2 separate regions of the Homo sapiens genome follow, and region 2 is linked to region 1. Evidence: chromatin loops called from intact Hi-C (ENCODE). Cell type or tissue: ascending aorta. All regions are shown on one strand.

Region 1 (5,000 bases):
CTCCAGTATTTTATACATTTTTCTAATACTTAAGAGCCTTGGAACTTTCCATTCATTTACCAGACACATTTTATTCAGTGCCTACTAGGTGCCAGACACTGTCATAGGCACTGAAGATACATACGAAGTTAAATAACCTGGCAAAACTTCTGTTCCCATGGATCTTATGATAGCAGGAGATGGATTGATAACCAGGTAATAGGACTGCCTGATTATTTCATATGGTGCTAAATGCTATGAAGTACTTCAGAAAAAGAATAGTCTTAGTTACAATTTCAAAGTAAAACTATCAAGAAGTTACTTCCTTAAAGCAAAAATTTATTTTCATGGTTCTGTGGGTTGACTGGACTCAACTGAGTGGTTCTCCTCCTCCCTGTGCTGTAGTTGAAGCTTTTCATGCAACTGCATTCAGCTGGGAAGTCAGCTGGGGCTAGAACAACCAAGATGGTGTCTCATTCTCAAGGTCTTTTCATCCTGTTGCCGTGCTGTGTTCCTTCCCAAGCTGTTTTATAGTACGGCAGTGGGACACCAAGAGCACAAGCCACAATATGCAAACGCCCCTAAAGCATATGTGGTCATGATGGTTTTATTTATTGAGACAGAGTTTTGTTCTTTGTCACCCAGGCTGTAGTGCAATGGTGCAATCTCAGCTCACTGCAACCTCCAGCTCCCAGGTTCAAGCGATTATCCTTCCTCAGCCTCCCCAGTAGCTGGGATTACAGGAATGTACCACCACACCTGGCTAATTTTTGTACTTTTTAGTAGAGATGGGGTTTCATCATGTTGGCCAGGTTGGTCTCAAAGTCCCGACCTCAGGTGATCTGCCCTGCCTTGTCCTCCCAAAGTGCTGGAATTAAAGGCTTCAGCCACCATGCTCGGCCTCATCATGGTTTTTTTTTTTTTTTTTTTAATGTGCCATTGGCAAAATTAAGTCACACGGGTAAGCCTAGAGTTGGTTTAGGAGGGAACAGTACAAGGACATAAATGCAGGGTGGTGGGAGATACCAACGTTTGGGGAAGATGACAACTTCCTATCAAAACATGAGAAAAGCCTTTCAGAAGCAGTGCTATTTGAACTGAGACCTGAAGGCTGTGAGTAGATCAGAGAGAAGAAGTTTTCAGGCAGAGAAAAAAACAAGTACAAAGGGGCTGGAGTAAGAAAAGCTTAGTGTTTTCACACATCTGAGATGAGGCCTCTATGACTGGATCTTTGTGAGCAGGGGAAGGAAGAGTTAGAAGATAAAGTCAGTGAGGGTGAGCAAAGGCCAGATCATAAGGCCTTCTAGGCCATAGTAAGTCTTCAGGTTTTACTCTACATGCAGAGAGATGCCGTCAATATATTGAAGATGGAGGGTGAATGGATGTAATTTACATTGCAGAAACAAAAGTCAGACTTCTTTGTGAAGAAAGGATGTTAAGAAAATCAGCCCAGGGTTTTTAATAAGTTGGAAACTTAAAAAAGACTATACTAGATTGAGAGGTTTAAATGACAACAAGGTACAATGAGTGAGTCTGGAATGGGGGAAAATAGCTGAAAAGACAATTGAGGATAATTGAAGCAATTAAAAAATTATTAAATGGAGAGAGATTATCCACTGGAAACAATTTACAAAACAGGAACACTATGCTGTCACGTTGGTTTAAAAAAAAAACCCACATATATGTACATGCATGGATAGAGATCCACAAAGATGTATATTAAAGTATCCTCTTAGTGGTGATTCATGAGTATAAGATTGTGATGTTTTTATTTGCTTTAAAAATAATGGTAAGGAGGCAAGATTGAAAACTTGAATAGATAAGAAGCTGCTGCGGGTGAGATAATTGTCATTTTAATAGATTAATTGCACTGAAGTTGGTGAGAAGTAGATATATTGGGGATATATTTTGGAGGCAGAGGGTTAAGACTTACTGATGAATTAGCAATTCTAGGAGAGGTAAAAATTAGAATGACTCCTAGGTTTGTGGCTTGAGAAACAGATGGAAGTGGCTGACATTTTCTGAGATGAGGAAGACCAAGCAAGTCAGAAGTGGATACCTTTCTTAGAGGGAGGTTCAGAGGTGCATGGACACTCTGTGGATGATGACTTATGAGATGTACCATTTGAAGTTCTAAATTGTCTCAGATGAGTTCCCTTTGATCTCCAGAGTTCTATTCAGGCCAAACTTTGTCAATCAGATTCTTAAAAATATGGCTAAGCGAGGCTGAATGAATGAAGACATGTCTTGAATGGTTCTCCTGGGATGCTAGGTAGAATGTAAATAAAATAGCACAGGATGCTCCATTACTCATGACTCTCCATTTTAGGAAGTCAGTACTCATACTTGAAATGGGCCAGAGCAAAGGAACCCAACTACTTACCACAAATGAAAATAGGACCACTGAAGAACAGAAAGAACAGTAAAGGTTACTATGCCGAGAGAGTGAAATCACACATTTTGGAGAGAGATTTATCAACATAAATCATCACTTTTTTTTTAGCCAACTCTCAGTTATATGAAATCTCCAGTTAACACAAACTCATATGTGATGGTTTTATTGTGATAATTTCACAACTTTGTAGGACTACCTGGAAGACTTCCCTCTCTCTGCTAAAATAAAGCAATAAAAGTTTTATTACAGGTGGAGAAGAATTTCCTGAATAGTAAGTCAGGACTAGAATAGAGGACTCTACCCACAGAAGTAAAGATTTCTGCCCTTTGAGACTATTTCCTAATTTATGACTTCATGTCCAAGTCTGTAAGACAAAAATAACCAGACTGTTGAAAGGCAACTCCATCCAGTGTATTTTTAAAAACCTGGCCCATAACCAATCTACCCAGATGCTTCCCAGCTGAATCAATCCAGATGGTTCTTTGAAACAGCCAAACTGCGCATTTCAGATGTGCCACAAATTTGGATATTGGAGATCTCAGGCTCGTCACTAAATAGGAAATCTGTGATGCCAATTACAGAAGCTCTGAGACCATGGGAATTAAGAGGGTAGGGGTAAAATGTCAAGTGATGAGCAGGTGTAATTTTTAACGGAAAAGCAATTCCCCAGCCTTCAATTGAGTTCAGGTATTCAACACAGTTTCTTCATTAACATTGTTCCATTTTTATAAAAAATATTGAAATTTTATACTGTCTAAAGAAAAATCTCAGAATACATGCTTTCGCTGTTCTTATTTAAGAAGTAACTTCCCAGTGGAAAGAAGATAATGTATAAAACACTTGGTTGTCTTAACAGCCTGTACAAAATAGTTGGGTGTATAGTCAAAAGTTTGCTTTCTTTAGCATAGCTAGACTAGTAAGGCTAAATGATAACTGTTCTAAACATTTGTTCTCAAAAAAGTCTCACATAAAATAATTTTCTCAACTATCAAATATAGAAAACATTTATCCATATCAGATAGACCATATTTCATTGCATAGTTACGTAATGCAGGCTTGCAGACAGCTGTGTAACTAGAATTCATCCTAAGACAGGCACGTCCTTCCCTTTCAGATCATCAATACATATAGCCTATTGATAATCAAATCTTAGTGTCTTTGAAAAATTCCCCAATAAGTGAGTTTAAACACTGGAAGTCTAAGAAATGGGGACAATAAAATATATGGGCAGAAGGCTGAGAAATTTAGTAGAGATCAGATTAAGCACTGGACTCAAGTTCTAGTTGGTTTCCATGGTGAGAGAAGGACAAAACAGGTTTTAAATAATCCATAGGTGCCTTCAGATGCCAAGTGAAGATGCCCAGTGATGGGCCATAGGCACTCTGCTTGATCTCTTCTCTTGGTAGAAGTTCTATTTCCATAGAGGGAAGAACAATGCTAGAGACAAAACAACTCAGGTCACAAAAACTCCCTGAGAAAATTATACAGAACTGGGTTCATATACTGACTGTATCAATTATTAGCTCTAGGACTTTGGATATGGCCCTTCACTTCTCTAAGTTTCCATTTTCTCATCTGTAAAAGTGTTGGTTTTGGAAATTAAGAGGCTGATATAAATACTTTAAAGTATACAGTGTTTGATATCAAATAAGTCTCATTAATGTTAGCTGTTTTTTATTATAGTCTAAGGAAATAAACAGCATAGATAAACCAAAAAATAAATCATGCGGTGGCTCACACCTGTAATCTCAGGACTTTGGGAGGCCGAGGCAAATAGATTGCTTGAGCCCAGGAGTTCGAGACTAGCTTGGGCAGCATGGCAAAACCCCATCTCTGCAAAAAATTAGCTGGGCATGGTGGTGTGCACCTGTAGCCCCAGATACTCATGAGGCTTAAGTGGGAGGATTGCTTGAGCCCAGGAATTGGAGGTTACAGTGAGCCAAGATCATGCCACTGCACTCCAGCCTGGGCAACAGAGTGAGACCCTATCTCAAAAAAATATTAAGAAAAACATTCAAACTAATATTATGGATTTTTCAATTGCATAACAGCACTATTTCTGAAAATGCTATAGTTCCTTCAAATACTGTAGGGAATAGAATCGCATGGAAAAGCCACGTAGTGCTAGAAAGCATATAGCTCTCTCAATACTTACAGTCTGAAATTTTCTTAGTAGCTATTAATATTATTTTATCACTGGGCCAAATTTGTTGACAAACAATTGTCTTAACATTCCAGGGGGCCTACAGAGATAAGATGATTAAATCTACTGTGGATTCATTCTTAGCTCCCTAATTTGCAAATTTAATAACTTTTGGTTGAATACCACCAACTTTAGGCTGGTAGTGCAAAGATGGTGCAACTATAAACAGCTTCTGCCGTGAGACACAGTTCAATCGTGTCAACTAGAGCTGTTCTTGTTTAACCCATAACTATTTGAATTCTAAATTCTGTATTTTCCTTTGCATGTGTGGAATCTCTCTTACATGGAATTGAATATATGTAACATGTTTTTTCTTTTCCTTTATCTTAGCTCTATTCCTTGGACTAGTCCTTCATTCATAGGTCAATTAAGTTTTTAATAAACCACACATACCGAAAACAATAGGAAAACTCTTACAAGGCA
Region 2 (5,000 bases), 930 kb after region 1:
CTGCATTGGGCCTGAACTTCCTCACAACATGGTGACTGGGTCTTAAGGATTGGCCTAGATAAAGTCATGGCAGAGACCACTCATGGAAAGCTATGTCAACAATGGAAGATGAATGGCCAGGATGAAGACAGAGAGAGAGAGAGTAAAGAATTCCAAAGGTTGCCATGTTTGTCTAACCCTGCTTCACAGAACCAACAGACAAAATCTGTAGCCTCCTCTCCTTGTCAGATCTGTGTATTTTGTATGGGAATGAATATGTCAGAAAGTAGTAGCTTAGTGATAAATTATGCATCAGCCTCTTCTTCATTCTAGGTTCACCAGTACTGCCAAATTAACATTACCTGAGCACCTCCTTTGCCCAAGAATTTTTACAAGTGTAATTTCATTTAATTCTCACAACAACCCAAAGTTATAATTTTAATTTTCCCCCCTTTGGATTAGAACTTAGAGGATATGGAAACCTCTCAGTCACCCATATATGTAAACTACTGCTAAAAAGGTTTATTTTAAAGAAGTGGAGCTGTTATTTACTCTCATACATTCACCTATTTTAGTTTCAGGGAGTACTTCTATGGCGGACTTATGTAATACCTGTGATCGTATAAGAAAGTCTTTTGGTTCAGGTATTCTTATCACATTATCTAACATATCTGTGAGACTTACCTTTGATCTCCCATGTCGTTATACTTCCAAAGCCACCTTCAACTAAAATCTACACTAAACAAAGAAAAGTGCTTCAATAAATCTGTGTTTCTAAGCAATTGTCACCTTTCCCAAAAAAGTAAAATAGCAATTTCTATAGCTGTTTTTTCTTTTAATGGCTTTATTGAGATGTGTCACATACCATATCATTCACCCATTTAAAGTGTTCAGTTCAGTATTTTTTAGTATATTCACAGATATATACATTCATCGCCATAATCTAATTTTAAAACATTTCTCTCTTGCAAAAGTAGCCCAGTACCCATTAGCTGTCATTCCCCAGCACCCTCCCACCATCAGGTTCTAAGCAACCATGAATCTACCTTCTATTTCTGTAGATTTGCCTATTCTGACCATTTTCTATATATGAAATCATACTATTTGTGGTCCTTTGTGACTGGCCTCTTTCACTTAGCATAATGTTTTCAAGGTTCATTCATGTCTTAGCATGTATCAGTGCTTCATCCCTTTATGGTATATCCATAAAATGAAATATTATAGGACTATAGTATTTCATTTTATGGATATACCATATTTTGTTTATCCATTTATTAGTTGATAGACATTTGAGTTGTTTTTACTTTTTGACTACTATGACTAATGCTGCTATGGAAATTCTTTTACAAGTTGTCATGTGGCCATATGTTTTCATTTTTCTTGAGTGTGTACCTAGTGGTGAAATTGCTGTGTTATGTAGTAACTCTATGTTTAGCCTTTTGAGGAACTGCCAAACTGTTTTCCAAAGTGATTGCACCAGTTTACATTCTCACCAGCAATATATGAGGGTTTCAATTTCTCCACATCCTTACCAACACTTGTTATTGTCTGTCTTTTTCATTATAGTCATTCTGTGGGTATGAAGTGGTATCTCATTGTGGTTTTGATTTACATTTTGTAACGACTGATGGGTGTTGAACATCTTTTTTATTTCCTATTGGTTATTTTGTATATCTTCTTTGGAGAAATAGCTCTCCAATTCCCTGCCTTTTTTTTTTTTTTTTCCAGAGACAGAGTCTCACTCTTGTCACCCAGGCTGCAGTGGAGTGGTGCGATCTTGGCTCACTGCAACCTCCGCCTCCTGGGTTCAAGCGATTCCCTTGCCTTAGACTCCCAAGTAGCTGGGATTACAGGCATCCACCATGCCAAGCTAATTTTTTTGCATTTTTAGTAGAGATGGGGTTTCACCATGTTGGCCAGGTTGGTCTCGAACTCCTGACCTCAGGTGATCTGCCTGCCTCGACCTCCCAAAGTGCTGGGATTACAGATGTGAACCACCATGCCCAGCCTCTTGTCCATTTTTTAATTTGGTTGTTTGTCTTATATTATTGAATTGTAAGAATGTTTTAACGTATTCTAGTTATAAGCTGCTTATCAGATATACATTTGCAAATATTGTCTTTTTTTTTTTTTTTTTGAGACGGAGTTTTGCTCTTGTCGCCCAGGTTGGAGTGCAATGGCACAATCTCGGCTTACTGCAACCTCCGCCTCCTGGGTTCAAGCGATTCTCCTGCCTCAGCCTCCTGAGTAGCTGGGATTACAGGTGTGCACCACCACGCCCAGCTAATTTTTGTATTTTTGATAGAGACGGGGCTTCACCATATTGGCCAGGCTGGTCTCAAACTCCTGACCTCGGGTGATCCACCCGCCTCGGCCTCCCAAAGTGCTGGGATTACAGGCATGAGCCACCGTGCCTGGCCACAAATATTGTCTTTTATTCTATGGGTTACCTATTAGCCTTCTTTATGGTATCATTTGCAGCACAGTTTTAGATCTTTTTTGTTGTTGTTGTTTAGCTTGTTTATTTGTTTCATTTTATGTGCAGTACTCACTTCTGCTTTCATTCATTTATGCCTTGAGTGTCCATTATGTGTCAGGAACTTTTCTAGACACTGGTGATATGTCAGTGAATAGGATAGAACAATGTCCTTGCTCTCCTGAAACTAATATTCCACTCAAGAAAGGCAGATGATAAACAAATAAATCAAAGATTTCAGACAATGATAAATATGTTTAAGAAAATGAAGTGAGATAATGAAGTGGAAAATTTTTATGAGGCGTGTGTCCAGGGTGGGGAGGCAGCTTTAGGTAGATTCACACTGTTGGCATTTGGGGCCAGATAATTCTTTGTTGTGTTGTAGCTGTCCTGTGCAAATATCCTACAATGCAAGGACAGCTGCCTGTGTAAGGATATCTGTAGCAGGATCTCTGACCTCTACCCACTAGGTACCATTAGTACCTCCCTCACTTGCTATAATCGTACAAAATATCTACAGACACTGCCAAATGTCAGAGAGAAAAATCACTCTCAATTGAGAACCACTCAGATTAATAGTTGAGAAAGGCATCTCCGAGTGATGACCTGAAGACAGAGTCCACCTTATGGGAAGCAGTGGAGCAAAAGCATTCAAGATAGATGGTAAATAAGTGCAGAAGCAAGGTGGGGATGCACTTGATGTGTTTGAGAATAGAAACAAGGCTTTAGAGTGACAGTGTGGTGAATAAGGGAAAGAATAGTAGGAGATAAAAATAGAGAGGTAGGCTGGGGTCAGATTATGAAGGATCTAGTAGACAGTAATAAGAAATTTGGAATTATTCCGAGTACAGTATAATTGGAAGCCAGTAAGTCAGGGATAAATGGGTGCTCTCAAATATAGGAAATAAGCTGTAGATTTGGGGTTTTGTCCCACTTTATTTTATTTTGAGTTTTTGTGGGTTTTTGTTGTTGTTTTTGCTCAAGGATCCACAATCAGAGAGTGATAGAGCTAGGACTAAAACCCAAGTCTCCAGGCTAGTAAGCTATAGGTCTTTCTATTAAACACGGGTGACGAAGCAGTCTACATTTATTAACTGTAGGATTGCAATTGGCCGTTACTCTAACTGACCTTTCCCTGAATCCACCTTGTTTAAGAATTCCTAATATAGTACTTAGCATTTGGCATGAAAATCAAAGAAGATGAACTTTAGCAAGAAGCTAATCCAAATCTGCTTCACAGACCAGCAGCATCAGCATCACCTGGAAACTTGTTAGAAATGCAGAATCTCAGGCCCACCTCAAACCTACTGAATTAAAATCTGTGCCTTGATAGTCCCTAGTTAATTAGTATGCATGTTAAAGCTTGAGAAGCACTGATCTAGTTTATCAAAATATCATCAGAAACAGTCGAGTGATTCAAATGGTTTTTTTTAATGGGCTTTTACTGAGTCAGAAGACTAATGATGGTGTCATCATTAAGCTCTCATTATAACATCTTTTTTATTCCTTTCTTTCTTTGGCTCACAGCAATTCTTCACTCACAAAGTCCTATGTAGTCTTCCTTAATAACAGCATACATTCTTTCCTTTCATTTCTGCAGCCACCACCTTTGTCTTTACCCTCACTAATTTGTACCTAGCTTATTATAGCCATATCAAAATTTATGCCTTCCTCCCTTCATGCCCTTCATTGCCTAGAGCTCTCCGAATCTCAAACTTCATATGGCTTTTTCTTGTCTTCAGAGTAAAATTCACATTTCCAACTCTGACTTTGAAGGCCTTCTATATCAAAACTCCAAACACGTTTCCCAGAGAATCTGTTGTGTGTATGTCTTTAAGTCCATGTCTTTGTTCACACCCTGGAATGCCCTTTCCCATCCTTTCTACTGCCTTCAAGGCTCTGCTGAAATCCCACTTCCATCAGTGATGTCAAATCTACCCAGTTGCCTACCCAGGTTCTACGGCACTTGTTGCCTGTACCAATTATTTTTTGGTGGGGGGGTCTGATAGCATTATAATTTCAGGCACAAGCACAGGTCTTCATAACTAAATTGTAGTTCATGGAGAACAGAGGCCACATCTTTGTCTGCTCCCACTCTAATGCTTAGTAAGGCACTAAGCATGTAGTAGGTAATCAGTAAATATTTTGCCTTTGAATCTGAAGTTGTGGAGTAATGCCCAGATTTACAAGCACTTCGTTTCTACTAATTTATTTTCTCTAAGGGTCTATGCTACAGTTCAGCAATTGTGTAAACAGCATTGTTTATAAAGCCAGCCATGGGTAAGCAGTCTCAGATCAGCTGGGTGGTAGGCAATGGATGCAGTCCAGAATTTCAGGCCAAATAAAATTGTGAATCTTTATTTCAAGAACCACTGTATTCTGTGGGACCAAGCTCTGTTCCGGGTGTCAGAACAATAGGTATCCCTCCCTGCTGCTGAGCAGCTGTATGGGGCAAAAAGCCCCGATTGAGCCTGGCCCGCCTGAACCTGGGATAGCCCAGATATAAAATGATAATAACATTGACCTGAATTCTGTATTTTGTTAC

The links. Peaks named below come from ENCODE experiments on the same cell type or tissue, not always from the same donor. Only the 100,000 strongest peaks of a DNase experiment are listed, where the experiment ranks them.
Region 2: it touches region 1 in a loop (4-fold over the local background); 3 of 110 quality-filtered maps call a loop at or near these places.

What each region holds. Positions count from the first base shown.
Region 1 is chr5:152,636,552-152,641,551 of GRCh38, forward strand. All of the region lies in intron 4 of LINC01470 (long intergenic non-protein coding RNA 1470), which reads right to left. Among named protein-coding and RNA genes, the nearest start is that of NMUR2, 230 kb to the left of the region's middle. In ascending aorta, no CTCF peak of the experiment used is centred here; a DNase peak (open chromatin) is centred at 2,850; H3K27ac peaks cover 3,552 bases.
Region 2 is chr5:153,564,618-153,569,617 of GRCh38, forward strand. All of the region lies in intron 2 of GRIA1 (glutamate ionotropic receptor AMPA type subunit 1), which reads left to right. Among named protein-coding and RNA genes, the nearest start is that of GRIA1, 76 kb to the left of the region's middle. In ascending aorta, no CTCF peak of the experiment used is centred here; no DNase peak of the experiment used is centred here; H3K27ac peaks cover 1,013 bases.